3 separate regions of the Homo sapiens genome follow, and all the other regions are linked to region 1. A link is a contact called in ENCODE Hi-C or POLR2A ChIA-PET data. All regions are on one chromosome and are shown on one strand. The core of a region is the stretch at or near the end of the contact, and the rest is flanking DNA. Distances in the headings are between cores, read along the strand shown. Region 1 overlaps TPRG1 (tumor protein p63 regulated 1). Region 2 overlaps TP63 (tumor protein p63). Region 3 overlaps TP63 (tumor protein p63).

What was found. A loop is a pair of places that touch in the nucleus more often than their neighbours do. ChIA-PET counts read pairs that join two places held with the same protein, here RNA polymerase II (POLR2A). Pooled maps may share reads with other maps.
Region 2: a map of PC-3 shows a loop between it and region 1 (12-fold over the local background). The contact joins two enhancer-like sites. A Hi-C loop is called at or near these places in 2 of 168 maps with a recorded cell type or tissue (PC-3 and PC-9) and 2 of 50 pooled maps.
Region 3: a loop to region 1 is called in a map of PC-3, with 9 times the contacts of the local background. The contact joins two enhancer-like sites. A Hi-C loop is called at or near these places in 1 of 168 maps with a recorded cell type or tissue (PC-3) and 7 of 50 pooled maps. POLR2A ChIA-PET finds 5 or more read pairs at or near these places in 1 of 52 experiments (naive thymus-derived CD4-positive, alpha-beta T cell).

What each region holds. Positions count from the first base shown.
Region 1 is chr3:189,323,273-189,327,010 of GRCh38, reverse strand. TPRG1 (tumor protein p63 regulated 1) reads right to left here. Exons shown (of 6, transcript NM_198485.4): 6 at 1,707-3,738. Among named protein-coding and RNA genes, the nearest start is that of TPRG1-AS2, 85 kb to the right of the region's middle. RefSeq lists an enhancer at 1,746-2,945. Within about 2 kb of position 2,135, at least 6 of the 41 ENCODE cell types and tissues checked have a DNase peak (open chromatin) inside an H3K27ac peak, as active enhancers do.
Region 2 is chr3:189,754,746-189,758,483 of GRCh38, reverse strand. The region is part of intron 3 of TP63 (tumor protein p63); the gene reads right to left. Among named protein-coding and RNA genes, the nearest start is that of MIR944, 73 kb to the left of the region's middle. Within about 2 kb of position 1,688, at least 2 of the 41 ENCODE cell types and tissues checked have a DNase peak (open chromatin) inside an H3K27ac peak, as active enhancers do.
Region 3 is chr3:189,713,348-189,717,085 of GRCh38, reverse strand. All of the region lies in intron 1 of TP63 (tumor protein p63), which reads right to left. Among named protein-coding and RNA genes, the nearest start is that of TP63, 84 kb to the right of the region's middle. Within about 2 kb of position 1,870, at least 2 of the 41 ENCODE cell types and tissues checked have a DNase peak (open chromatin) inside an H3K27ac peak, as active enhancers do.

The DNA of each region.
Region 1 (3,738 bases), core at 886-3,385:
AGTTTGCTTTGTTAACTCAATTATCAACCTAAAGAAAGTATACATTAATGAACTTGAAATGCCAGAGGAAGGCTTCTAAAGGTTTGGGGAGCTCAGGATGCAAAAGTGGTTTTATTGTGTACAACCTTTTCACTTAGCCTCTATGTCCCCTAGGAAGTTCCAAAGACGCTTTCAACCCCAAGACCAGAAACACATTTCTGAAGGAAATCCTACTATTCTTGAATAGTTCCATGGTGGCCATTCTCTGCGGGCAAGCATGACAGTGGAAACTGCTGCCATTAAATTGAGATCCCTAAGTTCAATCAGGATGGGGGTTTCCTGGAGTGGCAGGTGCTGACTCAAGTCGGACTTCAAATCACTTCTGTTTCCACAGGTTAAATAAGACTTAAGTAGGCTGTCCATCTATTTTTGTTCTAGGGACGCCATGATCAACTAACTAATTCCAAAGAACTCCGTGGATCAAACCATCTGTTTACTGCTTTGGCTCTGCTGTCCATCACGATAATTATGCCCACCTTGTCCTCTAGACTGAAGACAGAAAAAAACTCATTTAAAAACACTGGTGGTTGCCAGATGCTAGAGAAGAGTAAATTTAACAGTGACTTAGGCAAAATTATATGGTAAAGTGTTAAACAAATAATTTAGAAAATAAATTTAAAAGTTAGAAAAGAAAACAGTAATTACTCAGAACTAACACAATTTCAGTAAAAGTAATCTATGCTAAAGTGGTCTCATTTGTGCTTTCAATGAATTTACCCAATCAGGAAAGGAGTTATATATTATATTATAGTATGAAGTTATTCATACATTTCATGTGAACAAACAGTGTGATAGAAGAAACCTGGATTTTATTAATAACAGTATAGTGGCAAATAAAGAACAACTCCATTCTAATTTGCACTGATTAATCTATATATGAACTGCCAAGACAAGTGTTGAATATAATATTTTAAAAGAAGTGTTTACCAAACAGAATAGTCTACAAAGAAGAGACAAGCTCGATAAGGACTCTGGATAATGCATCATATTTAAAAATGATTGTGCTCACTGGAGTTTTGTCTCTAAATACAAAAATAAAACTACTGTCACTACCTTTTAGGAGAGCACCTGCCTTTATAGAAAGTGTGAATATGTGAACTAGGAAATTAATTTATTTGGGATACCTTCAAAGGAATATCTAGCATCAAATCTATACATTTCCAAGGAGAGAGGTTTGGGTGCAATGTCCAGAAAAACCTTCTACTTGTTGCTGTTGCTCAGTAGTGGAATTAACTGCTTTAGAAAGCAAGGAGTTCTGGGCTCTTGGAATGTTCACACAGAAGCTGATTTTCCATCTGCTGTGCATGCTCTGGTTGAGGGCATTCCTGCAACCTCAACCAAAGGAGGCTAAACTACATGACCTTTAAGATCCTTTCTAATCTCAGATTCCGTGAAGAGTGCTCAGACAATATTAAAAAAGGAAAAGGAATTTCTGAGATGCATGGGGTAAGCATTATGGGCAGGACACGACAGACAAGTTGGTGGTTCAGAACACTTGATCTCAACGCATCCACAATATATCATGATCTGTCATATCTACCTTAAAAACGTAGGAGTTAATTAAACTGGGCTTGCAAATTCCATTTGGCTTCACTGAAAAGGGGACTGAGATATTTACTAAGAGCTTTTTAAAATCGAATATAAAATAGCACACGAGATACAAGGTCTAGGTTGAGAAGCAGTCTCATGACTTTATTCCTTATATTTCACATTGGCAGCAGGCCTGCAATGAAATATGGCTCATTTTTTTTGGTCTTGGGCTTTGAGGCTAAAGAGAGGGTTTAGCAGAGGATATCATAATTCCTTTTTGTGGATACAGAAGAACCCTAAGCAGTTGCCAAAATCAGGTAGAATAAGACAAGTATTGGTCCACTCTCAGTAACTCCAAGGCCTCAGAGTTTTTCCTTAGCTTCTGGGGAACTGGTATCTACAAGGAAATCAAGAGGCCTAGTCCCCTAACTGCTTTCGGAGCACGTTGTGGGAGGTGCAGACCAAAGGTGAGTTTACACATCAGTGACTAAAGTTTCCTGCCACTAAGCATAAGAAGTCACTCATGAGCAGCGTCCCTAAACCACAGCTACAGGATGTGGGCACAAGCCCTTGTATAATTGTTGGCCAAGAGCCAATGAGCATTCATCCCTGTGCAAATACCTTGGCTTTTTTATGTTGTTGTTAACCTTTGAAAACCACAGGCATTAGTCTCTCTCTTTCTTCCCCTTGGCACAAGTCATCTTCTTTTCTCCAACTTGGTCTCTTGTGTGTAAAGAATTTCTGAGGAGCTTTTAAGCCTAAATTTAATACCTTTGCCCTCCCCCTCTCCTGCCCCACAAAATGCCAGCAGAGGTGAAGCTGCCTTACAAAATATCTGCTGGCTCTGCCAGCTTCCGCAGCTTTGTTTGGGCTTTTTTTATCAGATAGGAAATCGGAGAGCTCTATAAGTGTCCTTAGCCTTTAAGAAAATGATGGCAATTTCTGGAAATTCTTCCCAAACGACTGTGCCCTATTGTTTTCTCATTTCAAAATTATCTCAACAACTACGATACATCAATTCAGATGGCATGTCTTTCCCATGGAATACAGATATTATATTGGAAAGAGCAGTGGGCTAGGGATAGAAATTGGAAAATGTAGTCTAATCTCAGTATTTCCAAAAGTTCACCATCTTCTTTTTGAGAAATGTCTTTCTAGTTTCTAGGCCTTTGCTTCATTTTCTGTGAAATAAAAGCACTGAATTGACATGGTTTTTCTGCCTTCTTATCCCCAGAACTCTACAAACTGGCTTCCTAAGAAGGTTTAAACAAAGGCTGAATAAAAAATGGACCTCAAGGCAAATGATTCAGAAGTGCCAACTTATAAGTGAGCTTCTCTTTTCTGCCTTAGATGACCTTAAGATGACCAAAGGTCAGGCCTCCAAACAGGCCCAATTGACCACCGAGGAGTGAGTCCTGGTGATTGTTTAAAAGTCCTCCTGTTGTGTTAAAACATCTATCTGCTTTGAACTTTCTCACCCTCAGAACTGCCTACGATGTATCAGAAGATAGTGAGGCATTTGTCAGTGGAGCTGTTCAAGCAGTTTCTGAAATAAAGCTTATCAGAGATTTTTCAAGTGGAAATTCCTGAATGAGATAAAGACCGAATAATGAAGACCTCCAACCATGACATTTTGGTTATGAAATGCTTTGTACTCTACTTAATGTATCTTGCGTCTACTCCTATTATCAATCAAACTCATCATGCCATTTGCTAAACTGTAGTGGTAAGTTCAAATGATAGTCTGATAAAAACTCCAAGTGTACACATAGGTCCCCTGGGTTGTGGCTCCCTGTTGAGCTTAAGGACAAAGATCCCAAGTAAGAACACCAAGTGTAAAATGAGAAAACCATAATCAGTAGGTCGATGGTAATGAAGAAACAATTTCTGGAGGAAATGTAGTTCCCTTGGATGTTTTCCCACCTTCTGCTGCAAAAGTCACATCACTCTCTAGGCAAATACTCAAAACTTTCTGTTTAATAAAAGAATTTAACCTCATTTCATTGAATCCTCACAAGATCTTTATGAAATAAGCAAAAGTAATATAATTGTCTCCATTTCGCAGAAGAGGAAATTAAACCTTAGGAAAGGTAAGGAAATTTTTCAGGGTCTCCCATGATTGATCCAACTCTTTCCTAAGAAAAAAATGGGTCTAATTAACTAAGTACT
Region 2 (3,738 bases), core at 439-2,938, 430 kb before region 1:
TCCCTTCTCCCCTGATTATTCCTTGGGGTGGGCTGTCGACATGTGCACTAAGGAGGGGCTGCATGTGCAATGTGTTTACTCGAGTTGTATGCATGCTCACTTGAGACCAGGGGCCCCCGGCCCCATTCCATGGACTGGTACCAATATGTGACCTGTTAGGAACTGGACCACACAGCAGGAGGTGAGAGGTAGGCAGGCCAGTGAGCATTACCACTGGAACCCCACCTCCTGTCAGATCAGCGGGGGCATTAGATCCTCATAGGAGCACGAACCCTGTTGTGAACTGCTCACGTGAGGGATCTAAGTTGTGTGCTCCTTATGAGAATCTAACTAATACCTGATGATCTGAGGTAGAACAGTTTCATTCCCAAACCATACCTCCACCCACTCTCTGTGAAAAATTGTCTTCTACAAAACTGGTTCCTGGTGCCAAAAAGATTGAGGACCCCTGCTTGAGGTGTTCTCACTTTACTAGTCTGAATGTTCCTAGAAGGTCATATACTAGTTAAACTCTGCCATTTTGCCCCTTAGTACACATGCTTGAGCCCATTCACCCAACTCCTGAGGTCTTTTTGGGAAGCTGCTGATCACTAGTTTAAGGTTTTTTTTCTATCTATCGGGAGACTGCCTTTCCCTGGTGCTGGCTGCAACCACGAACAATTATTAATATTATTTGAGTGAAATAGTGTAACAACTGCCTGACCATCACCTTATGGTCATCTGAGATTGCTGGTGAGGGTTGGGGGTAGGGGGTGGAGCCCTCTCCTGTCCTGCTCATGTCTGACTAGCTACCTACAATAACACTAGTGTATCTTCAAATAATATCATATTTTTTGGAAAAACAAAAATACAAATCTGTGTAGATTTTTTTCTTGTCCTGCATCAGTAATTGCTCTATTTAGGATTAATAATTCACTGTTTCCAAATTTAACACAGTCTAAAGACTAACAGCAACAACCATTTCCACTGAGGACTGGCCACAGGCAGTGTGTTATGCTAACATGCCTTATCTCAGTTATCAGAACAGCTCTCCTATAGGATGTCACCAATATCAATCCTGATCCTTGTTTTGCAGATGAGAAAACTGAGGCTTAGAAACATTCTGTAATTCACCCAAGGTCACCCAAATACTGAATAACTGAGCTAGATTCAAACACAGGCAGCCATCTATCTCTGGAGCCTGACCTCTTCACACCACCTCTGATAATAGCTGGAAAAATGGGTCCAGAAATCCAGAAAGTTGGGTGTAGCCCTGGTTTTCTTAAAAATGCTTATCAGAAATGTTGGAGAAGTCACCACTGATGAACTTGGATCTTAATAGTTTTCTCATCTACTAAAGGTTGGACTAGAATTAGCAGGTCTAAAGTTCCTAAATATAACATTGTAGAATTTTTCACGTTTTACAGATTGAAACTATATATATATGTATGTATGCATATTTTGCCAAAGGAAAGGACAGATGACTAATAGCATGAGTATTACTTCAAACAAATCAGATTCTTTTTAGCCAGCATGATAGGATTTCCACCTGATCAGTTTTTAAGAGGATGCAAGGTCAGAATCAGCTCCTGTGTTTCTGCTGAAATCCCTTTCTGTTTATCTGCCCTCTTCAACTTTGTCATTCCTAATGCATACAGTCTGAGCACAGTGTCTTAAGTAACATTGCTGAGGTTACACCAAAGACAGGTGTTAAGGGAACTATTTCCCTGGGGCTATCATTTCCAACTCTCCCTCCTTAAAAAGAGAGGGAGGAGACAGAAGGAAAAGGGTTTCTTTTCAGATTAAACACAGCAACTGCAAACACCTTCCCCTAGGCAATAAATTCTCTGCCAGTGCATACTGCAGTTTACCCAAACACCAAAGCAAAAGGCAAACAGCCCCTTTTGTAAGGGAAGAACTGTCACCTGTCAAGTGATATTTGTGAATTTCTAGAGAATAGAAGAAAGAAAACTCTTTCCCTTATTTTATTAAGAAGGCTGTTTGTTCAGGGTTTGAAATGCATACTTGTGTTTAAGGTAAAGTCCCCGACTTGGCACTCTTTAACAAAGTGCTGCCTTCCCATTGGCTATACTGTACAAAGAACAGAACAGAGAAACAGTCTGCTCTTATGGGGACACCGGAATTCAGTCTAAACGGAGTGAATATTGAGCTACCCTATAAGCCACATAGGTAGCTACAAATCCACTTTCCAAAAATTAGAGGATTTTTGCTATGTGAAATATATTTTCTTACTTGTTTAATTAATATTTACAGAACTCATACCCAAAGCCTATTTGACACAAATTATGTTTAAATGATTATTTTAATAGTAGAAGCCAAAGGGATAAAAGCATTTGGGATACTAAAAGCAAGGGTTAAGAAGGAAAAGGGGAAAATATTATGTCCATTCCCATGTTCAAGATTAACCTTAGGTGAAAGTCTCGAAATAGACTTTGTCTAGCCCTCTTTTACCACCTCTTCACTCATATTATTTCCATCCCAGCTAGGTCTGCTCACCCCACTCCTGGATACTCCATTCTTCAAGATGTCTTACTCACCTCCAGCCAAAACTACTATCCCTTCCATAGACCACAATCAAAGGTATATCGAGAGACACTATTGCAATTTGGTGGCAGACATCTAGACAGGCCTTCAGTCACCTAAAAGTACTTGCATGTTTCAAAGAGGAGACTGTATCATCCAATTGATTTCAAGTCTATAATCAAATTGATTTCAGGCCACACTTTTGCACAGTTGGTGGGAATGTAAACTGATAACAAACATTAAAAAAACAAGATTCATGAAAAGAAGTTTGGTTAGACTCATGTTTATACAATTTTACCCAATAATTACACTTCTAAGCATATAGCACAAGAAAATATTTAAATATTTTTTTCTTAAAAACATGTGAGTAGACTAGCTAAATAAACCATGGTATATGTACACAATAAAATATAATACATAATGAGGAAATTTAAGTTTTGAAGATTAGTAAATAAAATGTTTGCTATAGAATGAAAGAAGTATATTATAACATTTAGTATGACATGATCACAAATGTTTTATTAAATCTTTTCTAGAAAAAAATTTAAAACCCCAAAAATGTTCATAGTTATTATCACTGGTTTGGGATTTATGTCTTTTTGATACTTCTAAAGTTATGTTGGTTGTATTGCTTTCATAATGTGAGAAATGTATAAATTGATATTTTATTATAAAAATAAATACATATTTACCTTCCTCACAGAGCTTTGAGGAAAAATGGTACAGAGAGACAACCAGCAAGAATGACAATTTATATTCGGCTGTATATTTATGCACCAGTAACTCTGAATGAAACTCACCAATAAAGGTATCACCACAATTCTCTGAGATCAATGAGAAACACTGTTTATCTATACAAATGAGGAAGAAGCAGCTCATAAAGATTGTAAAGGTCGCACCTAAATTAGTGCAGACAGAATTTCAACTCTAGTGTGTCTGAGTACAAATCCCATGTTACAATTCTAAAGTAAATCATACATCATAAAGCCCTAAAAAAAAGCAGCAGCCTTTAATCAAATCTGCCTACACTGAATTTTAGCGGTTTTCTGGGTAACCAAAAAAGTGGATACTCAACATGGGGGAAAAGTAGGGAACTTGAAAAGGAAAAAGAGAATGTATAGGAAGAACAAAAGGAGGATGATAATGGCAGTGTGAGAGTGGCTCTAGGAGCCTGATAGAGACCAACGTAGGAAGAGAAGAGAAGGAAAATAGAGA
Region 3 (3,738 bases), core at 621-3,120, 390 kb before region 1:
TGACTCACTCCTGTAATCCCAGCACTTTGGGAGCCCAAGGCGGGCAGATCACCTGAGGTTGGGAGTTCTAGACCAGCCTGGTCAACATGGTGAAACCCAGTCTCTACTGAAAATACAAAATTAGCTGGGTGCGGTGGCAATCGCCTGTAGTCCCAGCTACTTGGGAGGCTGAGACAGGAGAATCACTTGAAGCTGAGAGGTGGAGGCTGCAATGAGCCGAGATTGCGCCACTGCACTACAGCCTGGGTGAGACAGAGCAAGACTCCATCTAAAAAAAAAAAAGATACTAAGAGATTCTGATAGCTCTTCCTAGGAGAAGAAAAGTGCTTATCATGAAGTAGATGAACTGAAAAAATTTCAGATAAGATAGACTAGTGCCAAAGGGGAAAAAGAATGCAACTGAGGAACTGTTTGTTTATTTTGGTTCCTTTAAAAATGTTGGGCTATAAAATTCAGAATATCATAAAATTCCGCAGTCCTTTCCGAGTAAGAACTATGGATTTCTTGCATCTCCACTGTGTTTACTGATGTGAAAGCTGAAAATTTCCTTTCCTAATGACACCATTCCAATGTTGGGACTGAGTGAGAAAGATGATTGGCAAATTCTCTCTCTTTAAAAGGGAAGGGATCATGGAAGTAGCATTTCCAGGGCTTTTTAAAATTAAATTCAGCACAGAAATTATGACATTCTTTCCACAAAGTCCAGTGACTAAGAATCTAAACAAATTTTATGGTGTAAAATCATTAAAACAAAATGGCCCTGAACAAATATGCTATCCCCTGGGGTTTGATCTCACTCAAGAGTAAATAAAAATATATTTTATAAAATTGGACATTATACATAAAAGGGAGGTATCTAATACAATTACAGATAAAGAATACAAAGGTCAGTAACGGATGCATTGAGCACTGATTAGGAACATGACTTTTAGAAATGTGGTTTTGCCACATTACAGATGTTTGACTTGAACCAAGTTGCTTAAACTTTCTAAGCCTCAGTTTCCTCATATGTGGAACAGGAATAAAAATATTTAATGTGCTATATCGCTGTATGAGTAAATGAGATGTATATAGTTTTTAGTATAGTACGTAGTGAGTACTGAATAAATGGTAGGTAATTGTTATCACTATCTAAGCTAAAGTGGTTGAAAGTGAAATCCACATCCCTCTGAGAATAATGAGCTAAGGGATGGGCACAGAAGAGCATGGTTCAGTTCCTGAAGCCTCAGTGCTCACGTAGACTTAGAATTATTTCTCAAACAATTTCATGGTCTCTTGATTTTTCTAACAAAAGAAAAACAAACAGACCAAATCAGTGCACAGAAATTTATACAGTGATAAATCTTTACTATTCCACAATAAGATTCATTGTGGTTTATGTACAGTATCCAAATTCTTCACATGGCTAGCTGCTCCAATTTTTAGCATCAGATTTACATACCATGGTGGCTATGTCCCAAACCACCAGAGAGACGGTTTCAGACTCACAACCCGTGACCTTATTAAGGGTATAGAGTAATTTACCATCAATGTCAGTTTGTAATTACAATCATCTTTTGCTGAAATGTATATACCTAATAGGTCTTAATGTTTATATCAAGGAATATTCCCTAGAATAGCAAAGGTAGCACATTCTTAGAGAGATCAAATCTGGATGTTATACCTTATCTTCTTCTAAGTGATCAGAACATACCCTCAATGCTTCCTGTTTTAGATTAAAAGATAACCACAGGAAAAAACAAATGCCGTAATTTCAAAACAAATGCTATAATCAGCCTTCTCACACAAAATCTTACACAGATATTTCCCTTCTGGCAGCTCTCTTGTGTGACTTTCCTACTCAGGGTGACTAAGAGGTCTAGAATCCTTCCATCTAGTGGCTTAGCAGTCCTCTAGGGCCTCAAAGATTTCTTCTGGGTCCTCTCTATTCAGCCTATGATAAAGAGAGGAGAGGAGAAGGGAGGAGAAAGGGAGGAAACGAGGGCAAGTGAAGGGTCAGATGGTAATTTTAGGGCCACATCTGGAAGCAGCATGAAGCACCCTGCCTGTATTGCACTAGTTAGAACCAAGTCACATGCCCATGCCTAACTTTAAGGGAGGTTGGAAAAATATAGCTAACTACGTGCAAGAGGAAAATAAAACAGTTTGCTGAACGTACAGTACTGTTTCTCTCCCAGTGCTTCTCTGGTTGTGTAGAATTTTTGAGTTCTTGGATTTTTGTTCTATTTTGCTTTTTAGACAGCACTTTAAAAAAAAGAGATGCTTTTTATATGAATGTGTACATGTATGTCTGTGTGTGTTTACGTTCAATGACTCTAACTCTGAGAAGCAAGCTGAATTAACTCTTTGTCATTTATGTATGCCCTTCTTCAATACTCCCTCCTGAGAAACCAGGCCTCTCATATTTGAGAGAATTTTGGAAAGATGTAAGGATAATCTCCAGCCAAGGAAAACCTATCAGAAACTGTGGTGTACATCAGTGAGAGATACAGTCTTGAAAAGGAGGCCTCTAAGTCACAACCAAGTCACTCAAACATTACTAGGATGGACAGAAAAGAAACTTCTCAAAATTTCCGCATAATTGGTGTACGAACATACACTTTAACAGACCTCTGTCAAAACAAGATTTGTTTTTCGGTACTTGTCCTTGGATATTGATATTTCTGTATTATTCTCGGTTATATTCTGTTCTTAGGCAATGAGCCTACACTATGTGATGGGATAATTTCTGGAGCGATTGCTAAAACCTCATCTCTTTGCATACGTCTCTTTAAACTTTCAGAACACCGGGAACATGATCACTTTCCCAAAAGTCATGGCAGAGAATAATAGAACTTGAAGGCAGAACTCTTAGAGGTTTAATAGTACCTTTCCCAAAGTCCACCTTATGAGGGTCCTGTGACGCTTTGCATCACACACACATACATACACATACACACAATTCCACTTACGGGGTGTCTTTAATTCATCTACAGATAATCATTTGGCACTGAGGATCTGTGAATACCACATATAAAATGAAGAGTTGGAAAATCCAACTTTGTCTAAATTGCTTTTAGGTTTCAGATGTGTTAAGGATCAACAGAAACTATTAAAACCGTACTTTGGAGAGAATGAAGACCAGGTTTTAATCACTCTTTCCATACTGAACAAAAAATTTTTCACTTGATCATATATTTTCTAATTAGTGATTTGTAAAGCCTCTCAGACTTAGAAATTGATTTGCTACTTATTTTATTATATTATTATGGACTTATTTATTGAAATAATATTCAATTATAAAAGTTATAAAAGCATCAATTATAAAATTTATAAAAGCATCAATTATAATTATGAAGAGGGATATAAAGTTATTCACAGAATATACACCTAATATAATGTTATAAGTTAAAAAGTTGGATTAGACTTGAACTTGTAATTTAATTGTTCAACTATGGTATATATAACACTTTTTTGAATTACTTTTGTTATTTTATGCAGGCTTCAGTCTCTAATCTTTTCAAAATTCAAAAATCAAATAAATTTGGGAGATGTGAAGCTTGACTTTCTGAAGTTAAAACTGGATCAGTTCATTGGAGATGAAGTACATTTGAGATTACCCCCTAAACGTTTGGAATAAGATGAACTCGTTTCAAATGAAAAGAACTCAGCTCAGGAAAATGAAGTATTTATCCAAAAACTCAAGGACCAGAGGATGGTATCAAAGGCTAGTTGTCTGTCAGCTCAAAACCAGATGCT